Linked DNA regions of Homo sapiens: region 2 is linked to region 1. A link is an interaction called in ENCODE POLR2A ChIA-PET data of the cell type or tissue named here. Cell type or tissue: PC-9. All regions are shown on one strand. Each heading gives the region's core, and the rest is flanking DNA. Links, peaks and the distances in the headings are about the cores only. Region 1 overlaps MRTFB (myocardin related transcription factor B). Region 2 overlaps MRTFB (myocardin related transcription factor B).

Evidence for each region. Peaks named below come from ENCODE experiments on the same cell type or tissue, not always from the same donor. Only the 100,000 strongest peaks of a DNase experiment are listed, where the experiment ranks them.
Region 2: POLR2A ChIA-PET joins it to region 1 with 5 read pairs; 3 of 35 experiments call an interaction of 5 or more read pairs at or near these places.

What each region holds. Positions count from the first base shown.
Region 1 is chr16:14,146,478-14,158,965 of GRCh38, forward strand. The region is part of intron 3 of MRTFB (myocardin related transcription factor B); the gene reads left to right. Among named protein-coding and RNA genes, the nearest start is that of MRTFB, 81 kb to the left of the region's middle. In PC-9, for the core only: no CTCF peak of the experiment used is centred there; no DNase peak of the experiment used is centred there.
Region 2 is chr16:14,090,265-14,102,752 of GRCh38, forward strand. The region is part of intron 2 of MRTFB (myocardin related transcription factor B); the gene reads left to right. Among named protein-coding and RNA genes, the nearest start is that of MRTFB, 25 kb to the left of the region's middle. In PC-9, for the core only: no CTCF peak of the experiment used is centred there; DNase peaks (open chromatin) are centred at 6,117 and 7,067; H3K4me3 peaks cover 2,234 bases; H3K27ac peaks cover 4,099 bases.

The DNA of each region.
Region 1 (12,488 bases), core at 5,513-10,512:
TTCAGTTCTTGAAATGATCACTTACTAGAGAGAAAATAATTTATTCAGAAGTTTGCTGCACACAAGAGAACCCAAGATGGCTCTTTGCTTTGGTTTCAATACATGTATTAATATATTTGCAAACAGTCAGGTGAACTTTGCCTAGCCATGGAACCCAGCCAAAGAAAGCTGCTTGCCTCACACTATAGAAAATGAATGGCATATATTTAGAGCTGGCCTTTTTTGGGGGTTTCACTTTGAAAGCATTTCCCTGCTTCTCATTAACCTGCTAGGCTTACTGTCAGTCCAAGTATCTGGAAATATACAATGGCAATGAACATTTGTCTTGGGCAAAACTGGGTTCTTGAGGCCATAGGTGAGCTGGTATAATGAATGAATGGAGATTGGTGAGGGAGAAAGAGGAAATTTCTACTTTTCTCTGGAGCAGATAGCCAGACAGAAAGCTGTCATAGTGTCATAAACGAGCAGGAAACAAATAGATGCTCAATAGCCAAGACAGAGCTGTGGAATTCTTGCTTTCCCTTTCTATAACTGGAAGTATTAGAAATGAATAAATTTCTCTAAAATCTTGTCGTTGGCTTTGCTGTTAACATATTTAGGATCTGGAGTGTTTCATGTAATTCTCAAGGACATCAATAAACATTCTGATAGTAGCTTGTTTTCCTGCTTTCAGGAGTTAGAGTACTTACACTGAGAAAAGAAGTATATACTCTGTGAATATAATTTTCCTTGGTTGTTTTAAATTAATATTTTTAAAAATTGGGCTTTGGGATTTATAGTAAACACAATTATAGTTTTAAAAGCAAGCTGTAAGCCTCCCGACAACTGCAAATGAAAATGTGGCAGCTCTCATACTTTTTGTTTGTGAAAATCTCTTGAACCCTTCAAAATGAAAAAGAAGCCTTGTAAGTACCTTAAGGGTGAGGTATTCTCTTTCATAATAACCTTTATGATGTCTCCTATTAGTATGTTTTGATTCACAGTGTAAATAAGCACCTGTAACCCTGTCTGCCTTCTATTTTTCTACTCTGAGTGTCTTATTTAGACAGTTTTTGTTGTTACTGAGGATTTTGTTTGCTTCAGTGCATTGCAGAGCACACCCATGCAGTGTGTTTGGAGCGAGGGAGGGGGCTGTGTGTGACTTTACCTTCTCCCGTTTGTAGCTGGCAGTGAGTTTGATCTCCTGCGGGAGTAGCAGCATCAGAATGCTAACATGGGCTTGCTTTAGTTATCAATGAGGGGGTGGATGAAGCTTTGTGCATCAGCAAGACCATGGACCCCATTACAGCACCTCTGAAGCTCATTTTGAGTAATTTATTTAGTCTTTAAATTGTGTCCTCTTGTTGAAATACCTTTGAGGCATCATAATTAACACATTTATTAACAGTAAGATTTAAAACGTAATAGTAATGAGCAGTTTAAACCGATGATGAGACCACATCATCTTAAACTTGTTTACTTGTTTTATGTTTACTTAACATTTTAGACAACTTTTCTATAGTTACTGAAGTCACAGAAGTACATTATTTTCTATATAGATTGAGATAACTTTCATAAAAGTAGAGCCCACCATGTCATTTATATTACACATTGGACCAGTGAATAAACTAAAACAAATTTATTAAGAAATAGTCTTTGCTTTTCCTCAGAAAGCAATTATGAAAGATAATATACATAATATAAATGATCAGTTAAATAAGTATGACTCAGCTATAACCTCCTAGCTACTTAGACCTCACAAGACTTTGTGGAATTAAGTAGTTAGTTCCTCTGCTGGGCTGAGAGACTTAGGAAAATTAAAGTGGGGCTCCGTTTACTTATGTCTGCCACGTAACTCAGTCACAAGGACCTCTTGTAGCTAAAAAAGAGAAAAGATAGTTTTGGACACCTGTTCTCTACCATACCTATAAAAGAGCCTAATGAATACAGGGAATGTACTGGAAAAAAGTGATCCATGACAATTTTTCTTTGTTACTTAGCTTGTATTTTAAGACAGCAATAATAAAGTACTCTTGTGACAGAAAACAGTAAGACTGATATGTTAAAGTAACGTGTTGGAATTTTCTCTTTGGCTTGTAATTAATAATTACCTAGACTAATTAGCAAATATCATGTTTTTCTGACTCCTTTACATTAATCCGTACGTTGGCTCTCCTGCCCTCACCGACTGCCCTCACTATTATTGACAGGAAGTGTAGTCTTTTGGGAGTCAGGACTTCAGTCTCCTCTGCTGACTCAGTCTGTGAGCATGGGTAAGTCTAAGGTGCTCTCTGTGTCACAGCTTGCCCATTATGACATCCGTACAGCAGCCTCCAGCCCATGTGTCTCCCTGGCGGCCCTTCCTCATTACATCATGTGTTCTTATATCTCATTGTCGTGTTTGCCGTGTGCTATTCATTGGGCAGCAGGAACAGAAAGAATGGAAGATAACTTCCATCTCAGCTAACCAATGGACTTTTCCTTAGATACAAATTAGTCGTGTTGCTGTTTAATACAGACCTCACATCTGTATTAGTAAACATACTTGCCAGCTCTCTCAATTAGTCAGACTTTCCTGCCATATTTAAAGAAGAGAGTAATTGACTTGTTTGTTATTCTCAAAAATAATGTGTCTGATTTAGAATATGTAGTTTCTATTGATGGTTTTTAAGGGTTGGCACGTATGCGTTAAGATTTTTATAATAGCATCAAACTGTCAGCTAAAAGATAATTTTCAGCTCTTTTTAAAGCCAAAATTCATATTTTTATGGTATTTATGTTGTTGTTTTCATTAAGAAAATGCTAATCGTTGGGTGTCTATTTCACCAGTTAAATTTTTGATATATGGCCTCTGCGTTTAATGAAGACATAACAAGAAAAGCAAAAAGTCTGATTCACGGCTTGCCTTTGGTTCTTGTAGTCTAAGTTTAAAAACTGACAAGTGTTACAGTTGGTCAGCACTCTGCAGATTTGCGATTCATAGCTACAAAATAGAAGACCCTCTTTGACAGAAGCCTTGATCCTGACATAGCAGTTAAGAAGAATGTTGCTTGGACTGCTTGATCAAACCACTGCCACGTATTATAGGAAGGAAAAGTTCGCTGTATCAGAATACTCCGCTCTCCCAAAGTATTAAAAAATTGATATTTCAAGAATGGAAATGATACTTTTTAAAATTATTGTTAGCAAACATTTATTGAATGATCATTGTGCCTCTTACTCTAAAATAATTCCTAGATTTTTAAGCCTCTAGTACAATGTTGAAAGTTCATGATGTAGTATATTCTCATAAACTTGTTACACAAAGATCTTTAAAAGACATTTCCCTGACTGTATACAGAAAAATGATTGGAGATGATTCTTGTGGATAACTGAAAAAGAAGAACCTAGTTTTAAAGAAGGAGGGCTGTAGAGTTAAGCCTGGCAGGAGCGTGCTCTGTTGCACTAAATGTGTGGTGGCAGGCCCCTCAAAGCCGTGGTTGGAATAATCTTACGTATTCCTTCTAGATTGTTGGGAAGATTGAATGAAATAAAGCATCTAAAGTGACTAGCACACATACGGCACATCTTAGGCTCTCAGTACATGTTTTAATTAACCCAGTCTTGCATGCCTGATGTGAGAATACCATGATGGAGGCACCAACTTTGGAGCCACCCTAAGCCTAGATCTTAGCCACACCATTACTAGCTATGTGAATGTGGACCAATTAGTTACCTTCCCTTTGCCTCAGTGTCCTTATCTGCAAAGTGGGGATCACACTAGTATTTGTTTCATAAGATTGCTCTGAGGGTTAGATCAAGTAATCTAAATCAAGTATAGAGAATAGTGCAAGCACATAATTAGCACTTTATTAGTATGTATATTTTGAGAATGCAGTATCGTTAACCCTTGGACAATGTAGGGGTTGGAGCACTGACCCCCGTGCAGTAAAAAATCCATGTATAACTTTTGGCTGCCTATCTCCTGATAGCCTGCTGTTGACTGGCAGTCTTCCTTTAACATAAACAGTTGATTAACACATATCATATATGTTATATGCGTTATGTACTGTATTCTTACAATAAAGTAAGCTGGAGACAAGAAAATGTTATTAAGAAAAATCATAAGGAGCTGGGTTTAGTGTCTCACCCCTGTAGTGCCAGCTATTCAGGAAGATCTCTTGAGCCTGGAGTTCAAGACCAGCTTGGACAATATATAGCAAGACCTCATCATAAGAAATAAAATAAAGGAAATTATGAGGAACACATATCTACAGTATTTTACTGTATTTATCAATACTGGAAGTTTACACAGTCTGTTTATAAAATGAATCATCTGTCTGAAATGGTGGGCAACTGCAGTTGCAGATCTCAATCTATGGTACATATCAAGCAATTCAACTTTTTCTTCTAATGTCATGACTTTTTTCTGCTTCTTGGGAGCACCTCCAGAATCACTAGTGGCACTTCGTAGGAGTCTCATTATGCAGAGCTTAAGGTACTGCACTACACATGATGAAAAATATGTGAGAACCTCAAGAGATTACTTTTTACTTCTATGTGCAATTTCCTGGAGAGACAACTGCTCACGCGGAGATGATGAACATCACTTGGTGTTTTAAGCAGTACTCGCAGCTCTTGAGCTTCACCACAATAGCAACAGGAGGTGACTACAAAATTGTTACAGTAGTACAATATCCACTACAGTTGATTTATGTTGATTTACATTGCTCATCTATAAATGGTGCCACGTATGGTCTGTATGTGTATGTAAGTTTTGGTAAATTTTAACTTTTTATAATAGATTTGTGTATATTTTATGGTAGTAAATGATAAAAATAGACTAGTTTCCACATATATTTTATACATTCACAACATACCTAACTTTTTCTTAATTCTTTTGATATTTCTAGGCTATGTGGTTCATCTGAGCTTTTTCAAATTTTCACACATCTCCAAAAAATTTTGCAACACATTTATTGAAAAGAATCCAAATATATGTGGACCCATGAAGTTCAAAGTCATGTTGTTCAAGGGTCAACTGTGTTTTAATTTTTACTAAGTCAGTGTGGCTTTTCAGAATTTTCACCATGATGTTTTATAACTTAGCATTTCTTTTGGTCGTCCCAGTAACTTTTGCTCCCATTTTCTACAAGTATTTCTTTTTTAAAAAGGCAAAATGACATTCAGTTTCTTAATGTCTCACCATGTACCTTCATAACATTTGAAGAGCAGCTTATCTGATGAGTGCTGAGAGGGCAAAGGCAGTGGGCACTGATTTCCCATGAAGTTCATCTCTTGTTGGTACTGCCAGTTCCCACAATCCTAGCATTCTCTGGGCATCAGTCAGTGTCTACAAAAAAGGATTTTCAAATATTAAAGCATGTGAAAAGACAAACAGGCCAAAACTCAGAGCTCTCTAGGGACTATGACCTCCAAAACAGACTCCATTCTGACATTTTCACAGGCTACTTGAAGGAATTCCAGCAGGGTTGTTCCATTTGGTAAACTCCTAAACAAACCCTCTGTCATCGAGGACTGATTTATAGAATTTTCTCCTTATGTGCTTGTTCTGAAGAGATTAAGATAGTAGATATGGTTGCTGAGACTCTTTTAAAAGTCATTTGATATATATGATAAGTACTATACAGAAGATTTTTGGTATTTTGAAGTAATAAAACAGTTATTTGTAATGTTTAAAGAGATTTTGTGTTCTGAGTTGTCTTCTAAGTTCTTTTTCTTTTTGATTCCAGGAAATCTATGTCATAATCACATCTCTAAATTAAGTTTTTTTCATTATAAACCCAATCATTTAACAAAGAAATTGAATAAATTCAGAAATTATCTTTGTATAAACAAGTATGTTAAAAACATGTTTATGCATATATATAAATATATACATATGATATACATATATCATATGTTTTACAATGACCTTTAGAATATGTGAAACAGAAACAGTTCGGTTGTTATAGAATATTCTTCTATGAAATCTTGGTGTAATGGCAGCTGTTTAGATGATGCTGTAAGGTCACTAGAGGGGGTGGATCTATAAGTTGTTTTTCAATTAATCTGGATCCTCTTAAAATATTTTATTGTGTATTTTTATGCATTTCTTTTTTTAAAAAGAAGAATATAATGCTAAAAATAAAGGAGAAGGGCAGAACCCAAGAGATTTGGAGCCTGGAGAACTTAAGGAAATGGGTAGTTGGGATTTATTTGGCTTGTAGTTGTCCTTAACTGCTAACAGCCTCATGGTGGTCTCATCTGAAGTCTGTGAGTGGCATGTATGAAATTCCAGGGTGAACGGCATTCCACATTGGGAGGACCAGGTTTGTTGGGGAATTTTTGTATGGTTTGTTTCCTTCTTCGTGTGTTTCTTTTTAATCCTTTAAATGAATTCTTTAACTGAATTAACAGAGTTTTAACTGCTAAATAAAAGTCCTATACAATCAAAAATTTCTTAAGATTTGATATCTGATTCTGTTGTAGGAATGTAATATATTTTGGGAATGAGTTTAAAAATGGGACACAGGCAAGTAAATTGATTTATGATGCTTTCAACCAAGCTTCACAAAATTAGTACTAAAAATAAAATTCATGTTATCATATTCTAATAACCTGTCATAAACCTAGCATATTTTAGGTCTCCTTAGTGGAAAAAAAAGAAAGGAAATGAAAGTGAAATAATAAATTGCTTAATTGGTCAAAATTAGTTATTGAGTTCTTGGCTGTACTAGAGAATTGTGTGGCTCTTAATTGATGTTTAAAATATAAATAAAATGTGTATGCTGAAAAAGATAAATGTGTGTGTTACTGTTTCTCTCAAGCCAAGAATAACAGTGATATTTAACTAGTCATGATCTTAATATGAAAAAGTATTGCTTTTCTAGTATGTTTTCTAACAACTTTTTTATCTCTGTATATTTGTTAGTCTCCATCTTTTTCAGAAAAATGGAATTTGGTTAAATAACAATTTGCTGAACCAATGAAACCTCTGGTTGCATACTTTTGTACTTGTTTGTGCATAGAAATCATGTAGCTGTTTGGATTGCTCAGCGCTTTCTGAACCCTCAAGAGAAGGAAAATGATTGCACCTTCAAAAAGTTGAAGATTTTATTTGAATACCCAAATATTATAATTTGAAGGATTTTCTAGATAATGGAATTTAAACTCATATCAAGTTAGGACTAAAAAAATTTTAATTTGAAGAAATTCAAGAACTGAGTCTTAAATTATAACTGTCAGGGTCCAGTGGTGTTATTACACTGAAACTATTTAAAATAAATTCTCTCATGAAAATACATATATTTCTTAAATGACCCCAAATGTTTCATGTACTTTTGAGGGTTATATAAATGTCAATTAGGTTCAGTTGATTAATAAAGTTGTTCAAGTCTTCTATACCTTTATTGATTTTCTTTTTATTTGTTCTACCAATTAGAGAGTAATGTTGAAAACTCCAACCACCAACATGGATTATTTCTCCTAAAGTCTACTCTGTTTTATATTAATAGCCCCTCTAAGTATCATGTGCTTACAACTACATGAAATATCTTTTTCTCATGCTTTTACCTTTAACCCATCTGCATCTTTATATTTAAAGTGAGTTTCTGGTTGGACATTGTGGCTCATGCCTGTAATTTCAACACTTTGGGAGGCCAAGGTGAGAAGATCGTTTGAACCCAGGAGTTCAAGATCAGCCTGGGCAATAAAGCTAGACCCTGTCTCTACAAAAAAATTTTAAAAATTAGCCAAGCATGATGACACACACCTGTAGTCCCTGCTACTTGCGGGGCTGAGGTGGGAGGATTGCTTGAGCCCAGGAGTTTGAGGCTACAGTGAGCTAGGATCACACTACTGCACTCTAGCCTGGTGACAGAGCGAGACTCATCTCCGTTTTTGAAAAATTTTTTAAATGTTAAGGATAAGCTTGCTGTTAAAGTAGAAATTAAAAAAGAAATTTTAAAAATAAAATGGATTTCTCATAGATAGCATAGAGCCGAATCTTTTTAAAATGTAGTCTGACAATCTCTTACAATTTTAATTGCAATATTTAGATCATTTACATTTAAGGTAATTATTGGTATATGTGGTATAATAGTTATCTATTGCTTTGTAGTGAATTTCTTTAAACCATAACAGCCAAATGCAGCATGCATTTATTATCTCACAGCTTCTGTGGGTCAGGAATTCAGGCATGTCTTAGCTGAGTACCTCTGCCTCAGAGTCTCTCAGGAGTCTGTAATCAGAGTGTCAGCCAAGGCCAGAGTTTCATCTGAAGGTTCAACTAGGGAAGGGTTCATGTCCAAGCTTACTTACTTTGCTTTTAGCAAGATTCAGTTCTTTTAGGACTGTTGGACTCAGAGCCTGAGTTCCTTGCTGACCATTGGCTGGAGGCCACCTGGGTCTCTCTGACATGACAGTTTTCTTTATGAAAGCCAGTAAGAGAGAAGTCTTCTGGCAAGACAGAGTGATAATCTCTTGTAGCATTCCTTAAACTTAACCATATTCGATTGATTAGAAGCAAATTACTCTAAGGGAGAGGATTATACAAGACCATAAATACTAGGAGGCAGGGATCCCTGGGACTACCCTAAAGGCTGCCCATCACAATTGAGTTCAAATCTATCATCCATCATCTTGCTCTATGTATATATATTTTTTTGTCTTATGTGTTCTGTCTCACTTCATTCTTCTTGTCTTACCTTGTTTAATTTTTTCCCATTTTACTTTATTTTTATTTTACAGTGCCTTATTAGATATACCTCTTTTTTTCAAGTATTCCCTGATCTTTTAAAATGCATATCTAATATGCTGTTAATCCCACCCAATAAAAGTTTATTATTTTCCTTTTACCTTTAGAAGTTTTATTTTGTTCTTTTTTTACTGTCCATGTTTCTCCATGTTATATTTATGTTTTAAATACTTGTATATAGTTATAGTAGCTGTTAATAGTTTCATTTATTTTCATCATTCTGGGTCTGTTTTTATTGATGAATTTTCCTCCTATTTAAGAGTTGCATTTTCCTGCTTCCTGGTGTAAGTAGTATAGTAATTTTTCATTGGATATAATTTTGTGAATGTTGCATTACTGAGTGGAATTTGTTTTTGTTGTCTTCAGTTAAAGAAAGTTGGGCTTTGGTTTGGTAGGCAGCTAAGTAACTTTTGGATCACCTTCAAGGCCTTTCTTAAATTTTTTAGGAAAGATCTAGGGTAGCATTCGTGCCAGGGAGACTCCCCTTAAAGGTATCTCTGCTGCATGCCCTGCTAAGTGCCCCAGGGAGGACATTTCACTCAGGCTGGTTGCAGTTCGAACGTTTCCCGACCTTGTATGCACTCTGGGAAGTATTTAGCTTATAGTCCCTGGTCATTTCTTGCCCAAACTTGTGAGATTTTACTCTGTGTACATACAGCTTAGCACTCAGCAAAGACTCCAGGGCACCATTAGGCAGGTTTCTGGAACTCTTTTTCAGCATAGATCCTGTTTTTCACAAATCTTCCCTGAAACTTCAGCTGCCTTAGCCTGCTTAAGCTCTCCTCTCATCTCTGTCTCCTCAGTTCAGCAAGCCTAACAAGCTCCTGTGTGATTTCTCCCTCCTCTTACCCACAGTCTAGAAATTGCCTCCAGGCAGAAAGTTAGGGCAATTATGGGCTCATCTCATTTGTTTCCCTCCTCTCAGGGGCCACAGCCCTGCATTACCTGTTTGCCAATGTGTGAAAGCAATTGTTTCATGTATTTTGCCCAGTTTTCTAGTTTCTTATGGCAGGAAGTTAAGTCCAATGATTGTTATTCCATCATGGCTGGAAAACGAGGGTCTGGAATTGGGATTTTCACATAGGACCTTTGCTTTTCCTGTGACACATGCTTCCTCTCAGTACATATGGATGAACTTTCTGACTAGGACTACAGTAGCAATATCAGTTTATTTTTGGACCCACCCAAACGCTCAGACCTTACTGGAAGTACCAAGTTGCTCTGCTTTTTGATCAGTGGATGAACGAAATTAAATTGTTGGTTAAAGACCAGGCTAATAGTTATGGTTGGTTCTCATGGCAAGTAGCTTTTCACTTTTGCTGTTGATACAGAATGGTCAGCAAGACTGTCATAGAAGATACCGTGCTAGGGCCTCTGGGATTGCTTGGAGATAATGGCATGGTCATTCCATTGGTTCAAGAAGTCATCTCTTTTTTTAAATTTGAAGCCTCAAGGAGGAAAGGTTTCACTGGTTGGCAGAATCCATTGTTCATTAATAAATAATTAATTGTGTATTATTTTCTCTTATAGAAATATTGAAATTTTAAAATATTCTCTTTTCCTCAGTATTTGAATTTGATTCAACTTGGCAAAAGATTCAGCCTTTAAAAGAGACAACTAAAGACTGTATTTTCCTTCTCACATGTATATTAAATGGGAACTTTCTTGTCAGGATAATCTAGGTTATAGTAAGAAAAAAAGCAAGGAATAATAGATCTATCACGGGTGCAGCTAACCATCCTTTTCACACCCTCCCATCATGCGTTCCTCCCATCAACCACTCCCCACTCCCCCATGCAAAGGAAAAGGTCTTGCAATGAAATATATCAAATTATTTTGGAAATTTACATGCATATAAACTATTTTCATCTCTTTTCTATAGTTTGCATTTTTCATAATGTGCACATAGTACTTTTATATCAATGAAGGTAGAAATCTTTTTTAAACAAATGTCATATAATAGGGAATATCAGAGTGACTTGGTAGCTCATGATTATATTGTGATATTGGGAGGATTCTACTTAGAGCTAATTGTCCAGTCAAATCTTCACAACATGTCATAGATTCTCATTCTTTATTGAACACCAGAGCTTTAAAGAAGAATTTAGGTTGATAAAGAGTTTTGAGTGGTAGAATAGAAATAAGATAGAATATCACTGAGGTTATCTGATAATACCACTCAAAAGTACACATCAGCATGATCATGGAAACATAATCTGATCAAAATCTCTGTGGTCTGGCTCCCCAAAGTCTGTACTCCCTACTTTTTAGCCTTGGGCCTAGTGGTTTAAGGTTCCCACCTTGGTTCACAGGGCCACCCCTTACTGCCCACATGAGCTATTGTGTGCCTGTCTCACAGTTGCTGAGAAGCCAGCATGGGAGTTAGGAGACAGGGAACAGATGGGAATCTCTAGTAGTGGGCTTGGTGAGGGAGGCTTCCATGTCAAAACTGGCCACAGAGATGGAGAATAACTGATCTACAGCAGATAGATGCAGCTCCAACAAGGAACTATTGAGTTTGGTTCTCAGGTTCATTTGGTCCAAGTGACCTGCTGATGCTACAGATACTGATACTGATACTACAGATAGAAGCCAAATAAATGAGACATCACTGAATAAAGGAAATGTGGAAAGACTGTGTTTTTGAAAATTAGAATTGTCAATGTATAATTTGTACTTTAGAATATATCATATTCTATTTTTATCAAATGACTTTTATATATAGTTTCATTTTATTGGCCCAAATGTTTGAAAATGTAATTATTTGAATTAATGCATTAATTGGTTTTAATGTGTTATTGCAGAATGTTTTCCAATAGAATTTTTATTTTTAAGCTATATGGTTTTTATAAGGGATAGTTCCCCCACTTTTGCTTTCTTAAGGACTATAATCATGTAAATTAAATACCTAGCACTTCTATTTTGACTTTCTTAGTTACCATGTGTCTTCTCACAAAAACAAACCACTTTTTTTCTCATTCCTTTTGGTAATGTAACCAATCAACACATATTTTTATAGATCCACCTACAAACAAGGCACTGTGTTAGATTTTTCCATGTGTTTCTGCATATTTCCACATTCTTCCTTCTTGCTTACACGGTAGGCCTAGAACCAATTGGTAAATAGCAAGTTAAACTATTAAATTCTGCCAGTAGTGAGAGGATGTCTTCCCTGACTAGGCAAAGATATTTTACCTTTGAAGTAGGTTTTAATTGTTTCCATTTTATAAAACCTATAAATTGAGGGTCAGAGAAATTAAATAATGCAAAACACCCAGCTAGCTAATGAGGTATAAAGTTTTAAAGTATATTGTTGGTTCTAAAGCTACCTGGTTTAGATGGTTATAAATAGTGCTATTACAATAGAAAAAATATAACTTTCACATGAAAGGTAGTTAATTAAAGATATGTTTAAGATTATTAAGATGCTTTTATTTTTTATGTAATGAATATGGCTATAAAAGGTATAAATATAATCATATGCAAAGCTAAAAAGAGTTAAGATTTTACTTGAGGGAATAGTTTTATTTTAAAAGTCTGTTGAAGGTTAAGACATTCTATAGTCAACCATCTACCTTGTTGAACTTGCCTAGATTCCCTTTCATTTAAGTTTATTCATATATAATAGGTGCTATATAAAGTTTATTCATGTGGAGAGCTGGGCACAGAGGCTGACGCCTGTAATCGCAGCCACTTGGGAGTCTCAGCCAGGAGGATCACTTGAGGTTAGGAGTTCAAGATAGCAAGGGCAACTTAGCAAGACCCTGTCTCA
Region 2 (12,488 bases), core at 4,859-9,858, 57 kb before region 1:
TATACAATGAGTAAGAGGTATTAAACATCTTTTGTGTTTTCAGGTATTCTCAGCTCATTCAATGTGAGAAAACCAAATCTCCTAACCTTACACCCAATGTGCTTTTTTGTTTTTTAAATCAGAAAGATGTCTTTCATTGTTCTGCGTCGCTTAAAATGCACGCATCATCCCATGAGCATTTATGTGTCTAATACATACTGAGCACTTTGCAGGGCTTGGGGATCCAGAGGTGAGTGGGATGTGGCCCTATCTTTAAGGAACAGGAGCTCACATGCCATGCTAGAAGCTTCCACAGAGGACTGTGGTGGTGCCAGGAGGGGGAAGGGAGCAGTCTCCTCTTTCGGGTGAGAATACTTTATAGAAGAGTTGGTGCTGGTGCTCAGTCTGCAAAGATGGGTGGGTGATCAGAACTTTTTGTTATAGTCTGTGAGTCTCTCTTCTGGTTACTTCCTGCCATGTATGCCAAGTACACTAGCACCAGATATCTCACAACAGCCTATCTAGGATTATTGATATAATAAAATGTAGATAGAGGTGTGACGACTCTGATGCCTAAAAGTGAGCCCAAAGAAAACCACTTTAATTTTTTCAGGTTTTCAAAATCAGTTCAGCATGGTGTGTGTGTGTGTGTGTGTGTGTGTGTGTGTGTGTGTGTGTAGTTCTGTATAGTCACAGCATAAAATAGGAGGCAAGGAGTGACAGTTGCTTGGCTGGAGAGGAAGACTGATTATAGACAGTTGGGTGTGTCCCATTAAGGAATTTAGATTTTGCCCTTAGTGATGGGGAGTCACTGAAGAGTCCAGCAGCGGGGAGGTGATTGGATCACTCTAGTTACTATACCATGGATGCTGGATGCAAGGGGCAGGTCTAGAGACAGGCAACCCATTAGGCTGTTACACGAGTCCAGGTGACAGTTGATGAGGACCTGAACTAGGGCACTGGTGGTAGAGTTGTAGAAGACAGAGGCTGGAAATGTTTAGGAGGTACTAGTCAGGACTCTTGGCTGCAAGTTAACAGAAACCTCACTCAAACTATCTTAAGTTAAAAGGGGAGCTAATTGGAAGATTCCTAGAGAAGGTTGCAAAAGGAATGAAATGCTGCAGAAACCAGCACAATTTCAGGGACCTCAGGGATTAGAAGTGGTACATCATCACAGGGCAGGAGCCATCTTCACAGTCACCAACCAAGAGGAAGGAAACAGCTTTTCCCTCCCAGCTTTGGTTTTAAAATCCCAGGGGCACTCTTGGCCTTGGGAGTTTGTGCTCCCCGGCCAGGCACTGGGGTCTTTGTTGGAAGCTCTCTATCACCATCACACTGAGAGTTCCTGGAAGAAGTGGAGAAGGGTTGTTCTGGCAGAGCCATCTGTGCACGTCCACTCTAGGCATATGGGTTGGACCCAGAGATCGAAACGATCTGAGAATAAGGGAAAGGTCAAGAATGCCTCCCAAAGCCGGGCGTGGTGGCTCACACCTGTAATCCCAGCACTTTGGGAGGCCGAGGCGGGCAGATCACTTGAGGTCAGGAGTTTGAGACCAGCCTAACCAACATGGTAAAACCCCGTCTCTACTAAAAATACAAAAATTAGCCAGGCATGGTGGCAGCTGCCTGTAATCCCAGCTACTCAGGGGGCTGAGGCAGAAGAATTGCTTGAACCCGGGAGGCGGAGGTTGCAGTGAGCCGAGATCATGCCACTGCCCTCCAGCCTGGGCAACAGAGCGAGACTTCATCTCAAAAAAAAAAAAAAAAAAAAAAAAAAAGAATGCCTCCCAAGTTAGTGGCTTTGGTAACCTATGATGGCACCACTTCTGTCCAATAAAAAGGTTCAGGGATATGCAAGCCAAGTACAATGAGCAAAGTTTAGATCAGCTTAGTACCACACTACTCAGAAATTGTGTCTGTGTTACATAGTTTTGTGATTATTTGGTTGACTTGGCTTCCTTCACTATTAGAAACCCTGAGAGGACAGGGACTATTTTTTTTTGCTGCGATTCTCCAGATCCCAGCATACTGTACTTGGCGCATAGTGGGTGTACAGTATATATCTATGTACGAATGAATGAATGCAGGTGACCATGTGCAGTAGGTAGTTAGATTGTTTGATTGGATCTCAGGTAAGGGTGGGAAACAGATTTAGGAGTTATCTGTGTAGGGCTAGATGGTTGACAACTCTTGAAAGTTATTGGGGAAGGGACCTTTATAAAACTTCAGATGTTGTCTAGACCTGTGATTTTTATGTCCAGGTAATGAAATTGTGCCTTTTCTTTCCTTTTTTGTCCTGTTTAGTTTTTAATGCCAGTAATTATCTGCTGACAGTCCTGCCAATGATTTTTTTAAAATTTTGTTACAGATTATGATTAGACTTGTGATAGATAGGAAAATAAAGGTGATAAAGACAGATTCTATTTCCTTTTTAAGAATAACTGACTCATGGGATGAAACTTTGGATATGATTTCAGATCACTCCTGTAAACTCTCACAAGAGATGTTTATAAAACACTTGGAACAATACAGATTGTACTAAGAAAATGTGCTTTGATCAACTGTGGAGATACAAAGCAGGAAACTTAATAAATCAAGTCCTATTTGTGAATGGAAAGGACTGGAAGTTCACCTTAAAAGTAAGAATTCAGCTTACATCCAGACTTAAATTTTGTAGTCTAAATAGCAGATGTTAACTTAGTTTCATCTTTTATATAAAAATAAAATGAATTATAGACTTCATATCTTGGCATCTTGAAATCTGACTCCTGATTCCTCTCTCTTAATGACTATTGGAACACTAGGCTAGACATGGAATTTGACTTTGGTTTTTTTACCCTTTAATTTTTGAAGTCAGTGTGCTTCCAACTCTGTCTTCCCTCTGTAGTCAGGAAAACCAAACCATTGGTAGCTTGGATATGCTATAATTTTTATTATGTAAATATTAGAAAAGCACAGTTGTATTTATATAAAGAGTGATATTCATACTTGAGAGATGGATTTTTTTTTTTTTTACAAATTAAAGCATAAATACAATTGTATTACTTTTATAGGCCAAGCACTCTTGTCCTGCCACCCTTCCATATGACAAGATATTATAGTAAACTGCATATATTTTGTGTTTTTGCATATTGCCTAGATTCCTTTTTTTAAATTTGCAGTACAGATGTGAGCCATTTTTATTTATTTACTTAATTTTTCACTAAAGAACTTTCATTAAATTTGGCTCTGAATGCAGGTCAGTATCTTAGCAAGTTGTAATTTAGTAGAGCATTTCTAAGAACTCAAATCGAGTTACAGCATCTCAGCTCTTTAAATTAATCTAGGGTATATAGATACTATGATCATTTAAAAAAACAGATTTTCATTTGAATTGCAGATTAATGCTTGTTCTTTCAGATAAAGTTTGAACAAATATCTAATAGACTAAAACTTTGTATATTTTGAATTTTACCAAAGTGACTCAAAGACTGGGAAAGTATATTTTAGATTTTAATGATGAGGTCAAAATCCTGGGTTTGAGTTCTGCATAGTTAAGTAATTACATGGAAAATTTCTGTGCCAGGATCCCAGACCCCTGCAAATTGTATCACTTCTAAAATCAGTTACAGAGCTGAAGTTTTTAAAATGTTAATTTCTGGAGGCACCCCTTATCAGCTCCTGGAAAAAAGAATTAAAAATGTATCTAACATAATATAGCTTTTTCTATTTTCTGAAATGATTCTATTTTTTAAGAAGTAGTCAGCTTTGTTCTTTGCTAATTAAGTCTTCAAAGGTAGTGTCATTCAAAGTGGAGAAAAAAGTTACAGTGTAGATGTCAGGGAGAGAGGAAGCAGCTCTTTTAGATGATGGTAAACATGTGGCACCGATGAAAGAAGCCTGAATCCCTTACAGAGTTTGTCTCTGGGCTTGTCCGGCTCACTCCTGTTGCACCATGTAAGATGACAAGATTGCTTTCAGGTATACAGTATTTCCACTCATTTAATTTCCAGTTTTTTTAATGACTGATAAATATAACTCAAAAAGGAGCATTAAATAATAGGGCATTAAATAATCTCTATCTAGATTTAGTTGAATTAAGGGAAGAATTTGTCTGAGTGTAGAAAGTATAAAACAGTTAAAATGCATTTGTTTAAATGTGGGTAGAATTTAGGCTGAAGTGTTGCCTAGCAGATACAATGAATTTGATAATTGATTATAAGTTTTACATATATATGTAAGCAGATGAGATATTTCTAATGTGCTTCATCTGTAGTTTCTATAGTTTTAAGTAGCTGACAAATCTTGTTTATGCTCCCTATTGAATAATCTTTCTTAATGGACAGAGAAAGCAGAAGCTATTCACCTAGTTCTTCTTCCTGTTAATAAAATCTAAGTTTCACCCTGCATCTCAAAGTTAGCAAAATGGCGTACAGAAATTCTAAGAGAGTGGGAATTATGTGGTTTGTAAATTTCTTTAATTAGTGTGTTTTCCGTGAAACTGCAGTATATAATACAGGTAGAATAGGGGTTTTGGTCAGGGAATAGTGGAAAGCAGGGCTGGCGCTCCGCTGCACTCCAGGAGCATCATTCTAAAAGCCAGTGTTCCATGCTGTCATTAATGAATGTGGAGTCTTTTTTGGAGAAACAAAGGATAAATTACCCATCTATCTATCCTTTTTGTTACAGCTTTATGCTAATTATTTGCTTGTATGATAAACACTGACATTTCCTATCAGAATTATTTTAAATATATAAAGCCACTTTAAACATCACCAGGAATAATAATAGCACTGCTGGTTAGGGCACCCCGTAGGTCTAAAATAGTCTTCTTATCTTACCAAAGAGAACTTGCCTGACTTTGTAAGATTATGATAGCAAAGGCTACCTGAAAGGCAGTGCATGGAAGGTAAATTGTTGGGTATACCCAGTCCTGCCACAGTGTTGTTTCTCTCCCATGTTAAGACATACAGTCAGATTACAGTGACTTAGAGAATAATAACCACACTGAGAATAATTAAACATCAAGTGCTTATGGTGAAATGAGTCCACATTATCAGGCAAGTGTGGTTCCACTTGGGGCCTGACTTGGGAGACTCCCTTGTAGAGGATTCAAGATGCCCTCTGTGCTATTAATAATGGGAAATGGCTCTGTGACCTTGGGCAAGTTACTTAAGCTTGTTAACACTCTACCTGCCTGTAAAATGCTCCATTATAGAGTTGTTCTGAGGATGAATGAAGATGCTACATATAAAGTACACATTATAAATTGCCTATAGATGTTAAGCCATGGAACAATATCTTCCTTCAAAAGAAAGGGCAATAATTGGCAGTGCAGGTGTCATGAGAACCACACCTTTGTTCTGAACTTGAGTGAAACTCAAACTACATCAGGCATCATTTCACCATTTTAAAAGTAAATACTGGAAATGAAATGGACAAATTTCATCATTTTAACTATCAGCTGTTGAATGTCTCTGCTTTTGGATACTTTTCTTACCATTTTACCCAAAACAGAACCATCTTCACTTTTCAAAATCTGAAAAACAAAAAAGAGAAGGTAAAATGACTGAATACTGTGGTTTGTTTTTTGATCTTTTGTTTTCATGATTATTGCTTCTCTATCAGAATAAGAATATTTACAAACTGTACTGAATGCACTATTTACAACAGTGCTTACAAGTAGTGTCTAATGTAGATATAAATTGGGTATGATATGTTCAGAACATGTGACAGGGAATCATGTCAGGCAAAATTTACTAAAAGTTTATTGGTTAGTACAGTTGTTCTTTTGAGAACAAGAACATGACAGTTTAGAGGCAAGCTGAAATTTATTTATTTATTTATTTATTTATTTATTTATTTATTTATTTGAGACAAGTCTCGCTCTGTCTTCCAGGCTGCAGTGCAGTGGCGCGATCTTGGCCCACTGCAACCTCCGCCTCCTGGGTTCAAGTAATTCTGCCTCAGCCTTCCGGGTAGCTGGGATTACAGGCATGTCCACCACGCCCAGCTAATTTTTGTATTTCTAGTAGAGACAGGGTTTTACCATGTTGGCCAAGCTGGTCTCAAACTCCTGACCTCAAGTGATCTGCCTGCTTCGGCCTCCCAAAGTGTTGGATTACAGGTGTGACTCACTGTGCCTGGCCGGCAACCTGAGATTTAGAAAAGGAATAACTATTTCTAAGGAATTCTGAAGCACGTGTCACCAGCAGTTAGCTCTAACAAGAGATTTTTATTGATTATATGTCCAGTGTAGGAGTTCATTGGATTCTTTTAGAGAAAAAGTCTAAAAAAGAAGTACTATTGCAGGGGAGAAAAGATAATAAAAGGTTTTCAAATGGATGCCCTCGAGTAGCTGTAAAATAGCCTACATATTGTGGCAAGAGATGTGGACCTTTGGGTTTTATTTGTGATAAGTTCATAAGCTTACATCTTCTGTAAAATGTCACTTTCATACTTGGTCTATAGAATTCTCTAAAATCGACAGTAAAGAATATGCTATGGTACAGAATGTTGTCTTTGATACCAACCTTTAGATAATTTACTTAAAACTTCCTAGTATGTTTTTTAAAAAATCATTTTGGGTCCCTGTTCCTAAGCTTTTTACATTCTTTGGTGTTTGCAAGCCAGAAGGACCTCTTGGAGCTGTCAAGCTCCATTCTTCTTGCTGTACATAGAAGTAGTTTTCTTTATATTTGTCCTGAATTCACTTAGGTTTCAAGACATACCTCTCATTCTAGAATTCTAAGCACTTGGACTACAGTTCTTTAGTCATCATTAGCATTTATTATCTTAACTTTGTATTAGAAGAATCATTGTTTTAGTCTACCTGTAGCCTATTTCCACTGATTTTCTTTAGTTGTGTTATTTAAATGCAATGATTATGACCTTATAAATTATTCTAAGAGGAGATGCAGAGTGGCCTTGCAGTTCAGTACTGACCATTCTGCATGAAATCCAGCACTTACAACAATGCCAGACATAGAGTATATGTGCAATAAACGTTTGAGTTAATGAATCCCTTTAGGGCAGATTGTGGTTGTAATATTTTCAGTATTAAGTGACCAAGCATTCAGTTCTGGTAGTTTAGCTAAACATTCAGGTTTCATTTGAAGCTAATAAACAGACCACTGTGCAATCCAGGAAGACCGGTTTGTTCACTTTCCCATCCAGTAGTAATTAACTTTTGTAGTTGTGTTTATATAGAGTAAAGGTCAAAGGAAAAGGTGTATTTGAAGCAGTTACAGCAATTGGTTTGCAATAGTGAAAGATTTTCAGTATGCTAATTAAAAAGGGACAATTCAAATGGGATATTATAAAATGTAAACTGTTCTTTTTGTAAACAGCTTTATTGAGGTATAATTGGCATCCAGTAAACTGCACATTTAAAGTGTACAATTTAATCAGTTCTGACACGTACACCCATGAAACTTTCACCCCAATAAGGATGATGAACATATCCATCACCCCCCAAAATTTCTTTGTATGGCTTTGTAATCCTTCCTGCATGCTCCTTTGCCCCTGTTTCCAGGCAACCACTGATCTGCTTTCTGTCTCTGTAGATTAGTTTGCTTGTTCGAGGGTTTTGTATAAGTGGAATCATGTTGTATGTACTCTTCTTTGTTTGACTTCTTTCAGTCAGCCTAATTATTTTGAGATTTGTCCATGTTGTTGAGTACATCAATAGTTCATTTCTTCTTAGACATAGTTGGTTGTGTAGATATGCCACAATTTGTATATCTGTTCACTGTTTTTGTTGTTGTTGTTGATGTGTTTACTGTTGATGGCCATTTGGGTATTTCCAGTTTTGGGCTATTACAAATAAAATCAATCTGAACATTTATATGCAAGTCTTCGTATGGACTCTGTTATCTCTTGAGTAAATACCTAGGAGTAGGATGGATGGGTGTCTGTTTAACTTTTTTTTCAGAACTGCCAAACTGTTTCCAAGTTGTCATTTCCTTTTATATTCCCAACTGCAGTACATGAGAATTCCAGTTGCTCTGTGTCTGGAATTTGGTATGGTCAGTCTTTTCACATTATTCATTCTAATAGATGTGTAGAAGTAGCTCATCGTGGTTTTAATTTGCATTTTCCTAATGACTAATGGAGTTGAGCATATTTTCATGTACTTATTTGCCAATAGTTGGTAAAGTATCAAATCTTTTATATGTTTATTGGGTTGTTTGTTTTCTTATTATTACTGAGTTTTGAGAGTTCTTTGTATACTCTGGATATAGATTATCAGATTTATGATTTGCAATATTTTATCTCAGCCTATGACTTATCTTTTCACCCTCTTAACATTCTTTCAAAGAGCAGTTCTTAATTTTGATAAAGTTCAATTTATCAATTTTTTATTTTATGCATTGTGTTTTTGGTGTTAGAACTAGGAGCTCCACCTAACCTGAGGTCAGAGAAGGTATCTCCTTTGTTTTCTTGTAGAATTTTGATAGTTTTGGGTTTACACTTTGGTATATGACCCATTTTGACTTAAATTTTGCAATATGGCCCATTTAGATTTAGTTGTTGCATGTGGTGAAAGATGTAGATCAAAGTTCATATTTCTTGCATATGGCTATTTAGTTGTTCGAGCACCATTTGTTGAAATGACTATTCTCACTTCACTGAGTTGCCTTTGCATCTTTATAAAAAAATCAGTTGTTCATAAATGTGGGCCTATTTTGGCCTCTGTTTTGTTTCATTAATCTATTTGTCTTCACACCAGTACCACACTGTCTTAATTATTGTAGCTTTATAATGAGTCTTGAAATCTAGTAGTGTTAGTCCTCCAACTTTTTAATTTTTTACAAAGTTGTTTGAGCTATTCTGGGTCCTTTGCATATCCATTTGGAGTTTAGAATCAGCTTTTCAAGTTATACAAAACAGCCTGCTGGGATTTTTGACTGAGATATTGATAGTCAGTTTGGAGAGAATTGACTTCTTAACAACATTAAGTCTGGGTCTTCCAAACCAAGAACATGTTATTTCTCTCAATTTATTTATATTTTTTAAAATTTCTCTAGGCAGTGTTTTTAAAGTAGAGATCTTACACATCTTTTGTCAGATTTATTCTAAATATTTTGTATTTTTTGGTGTTATTAAAATAGTATTTTTTAAATTTTCAATATAAAATTACGTGGGTTTTTTTGGTGGGTTTTTTTTTTTTTTTAAGACAGAGGGTCTGTCACCCAGGCTGGAGTGCAGTGGTGTAATCTCAGCTCACTGCAACCTCCGCCTCCTTGGCTCAAGTGGTCCTCCTAAGAAGCTGGAACCACAGGTGCATACCACCATGTCCGGCTAATTTTTTTGTATTTTTTGTAGAGACAGGGTTTCACCCTGTTGGCCTGACTGGTCAAGTGATCTATCTACCTCGGCCTTCCAAAATGCTAGGATTACAAGTGTGAGTCACCATGCCCAGCCGTATTCTGCATCTTTTCTTTTCTTTTTTTTTTTTTTTGAGACAGAGTCTCACTGTGTCGTCCAGGCTGGAGTGCAGTGGCACGATCTCGGCTCACTGCAGCCTCCGCCTCCTTGGTTCCAGCAATTCTCCTGCCTCAGCCTCCCAGGTAGCTGGGATTACAGGCACACACCACCACGCCCAGCTAATTTTTGTATTTTTAGTAGAGATGGGATTTCACTGTGTTGGCCAGGCTGGTCTCGAACTCCTGACCTCAGGTGAACCCACCTCGGACTCCCAAAGTGCTAGGATTACAGGTGTGAGCTGCTGTGCCCAGCCATTCTGCATCTTTTCTATACTCACTACTAGCTTTTTTTGTAGAGTTTATTGGATTTTCATAATCATGTTATTTTTAAACGAAGACAGTTTTACTTCTTCCTTTCTAATCTGAGTGCCTGTTACTTATTTTTCTTGCCTTATTGAACGAGCAGAACCTCTAGCAGAGCCTGTGTAATGTTGAATAGAAATGTAAAAGTGGACATGCTTGTCTTGTTCCTCATATTAAAGGGAAAACACTAAGTCTTATTATTAAGTGTGATGTTAGCTATAGGTTTATTGTGGACTCCTTTATCAGGTTGAGGATGTTCTCTTCTATTCCTAGTTTGCTGAGAGTTTTTAATCAGGAATGGATGTTGGATTTTGTTAGATATTTTTGAGCATCTATTGAGATAATCATATGGTTGTTATTTTTTAATTCGTTAATAGGGTGAATTGTATTGTGTATCGCATGGTAAACCAGCCTTACATTCCTAGGATAAACCCCATTTGGTCATGTACCTTTTCTTATGTGTTGAATTTAATTTGTTAAAATTTTGTTTAGAATTTTTATATCTCTGCTCATGAGGGACATAAGAGCCTCTTCTAGTGTCTTTGGTTTTGGTATCAAGTTAATGCTGGCCTAATAGAACAAGATGGGGAGGATTTTCTCCTGTTCAATTTTATGAAAGAATTTAGATAGAATTGGTATTACATTTTTCCTTAAACATCTGCTAGAATTCACCAGTGAAGCTATTTGGATCTAATGTTTTCTTTGAGAGATTTTAAACTACAAATTCAATTTTTAAAATAGATCTGTGGTTATTCAGGTTATTTATTTCTTCTTGAGTGAGTTTAGTAGTATCTTTCAAGGAATTTGTCCATTTCATCTAAGTTGTTGAATTTATTGGCTTAAAGTTTTTCATAATATTCCCCTATTAGCATAGAATCTATGATGACGTTGCCTCTCTCACTCCTGATATTGGTAATCTGTGTCTTCTCTCTTTTTTCCTGATCAGTCCAACTGGAGGTTTATCAATTTTATTTACCTTCTCAAAGAACCAGCTTTTGGTTTATTGATTTTTCTCGATTTTTTTGTTTTCTGTTTCATTGATTTTTCTGCTCTTTTCTTCACTGCTTTCTCTTTTCTGCTTACTCTCTCTGTGGGTACACATAATTATGTAGGGTTTTTTTTTTTTTTTGCTAAGTTTTTCTGATTTTAAGGGTAAAGTGTAGTTCATTTCAGATGCTGATTTGAGCTGTTTCCTCTCTAAGACATATAAGATATTGAGGCTCAGAGAAGTTAAGACACAAAGTTAAGATATATAGCCTATGTCCTTTTTCTTATAGTGTAATAACTATGGTAGAAGCAAGTAGAGGTGCAGAGGGAATACACAGAATAGTGCTTAGCTTGTGAGGAGTGGCATGAGGAGAGCCCCTTGGAGAAGTTGGTGTCTCAGGTATCGTATTTTGGTGAATTCTATGGATAAATCTATCAGACCAAACCCAAATTATTAGTTCTTAAAGTTTATTTTACATTGACTACACATCTCCTTCTTGGTTGCTGTATTGTGAAAAATGAGTTAGAATATGCCAGGAGTAATTTTGCACACAGCTGATGTTCCTTTGGGTTTGATTGACAAATCTACTTTCAATTTCTATTAACACTGTTTGTGGTGGTCATGGTAACTGTAGCTGTAATAGTTTTGGCAAGTGTTGCTGACAAGATTCTGTTGAAGAGGAGGAAAACTTGGGGGTAGAGTGAGGTGAGATTATTATAAAGATCTACATCAGTATCCCACTGAAAACTTAGGGTCACTTAGTAACAGGTATTTCTCCAATAAACTATTCCTTGTTTAAGACAAGTTCTGAGTTTTTTTAAAAAAGGATTTTCATCATTAAAAAGGCATAGAATTCTATGATTTTTTAAATAAGTGGAGTGAAACCAGCCTAATGTAATAACATCTTCTCAGTGTCCCTATTAGAAAGTTTGAGTTCCTCTCCAATTTAAATCAAGGTACTATATTTAGGTATTTTGAAAAATACATAACAGCTGTTTGCTGAGAGGCACTAATGGGACTGGTGGTCAATTGTAGGGAAGAAACAAAAGGAGAAAAATAGAGGAGTTATTTTCAAATGGCCATGAGGGCAGAGGGTTTGTGTGTATTATTTTAGTTTCTCTTTAAAGAAAAATAAAGTGCAACCTGAGTCTTTTTAAAAAAAAAAAAAGAAATTGTGGTTGAAAGAGCAAGCTGCTCCTTTGATAGTTTGATTTTCAAAGTTAAAACTTAATTTTGTAGAGGAGAAAACAGCAAGTGGGCTAAGCAGCTAGTTTTGTGACAGTGCAAGAACCAGAATCCAGACTCTTGAGTCAGGAAACTGGGTTCTAATCCTGACTCTTAATCACGGGCTTAACGTCGCCTCTTCATTGGTAAAGTGGAGATGATAATGATACCTTTCTTCCAGTTGGGGGTGAAATGACAAAATGTGTTGAGTTATCACTCGTACATGTTTAATATTTTGGGTAGGGAACCATTTTCCCCCCTCTCAAGGACTCAAGAAAATAATTAAGGGTCATATACAGATAAGAAGATATTTACTTTAGAGTTTTTGTGTTTTCTAGAGTAAATTCAACTCACCCACCACATCTACGTTTAGACTTACAGATATTATTTATTCTAATTAAACAAATGCAACTGAATTTCCATGTGTTTATACTTGCTTTAAAAACTGTTAGCTCTTCAGTGTTAAAGATTGGCTCTTTAGTTTCATTTGTTCTCAAACTTTCTGTGTCCAGCAAACAATGCAGTAT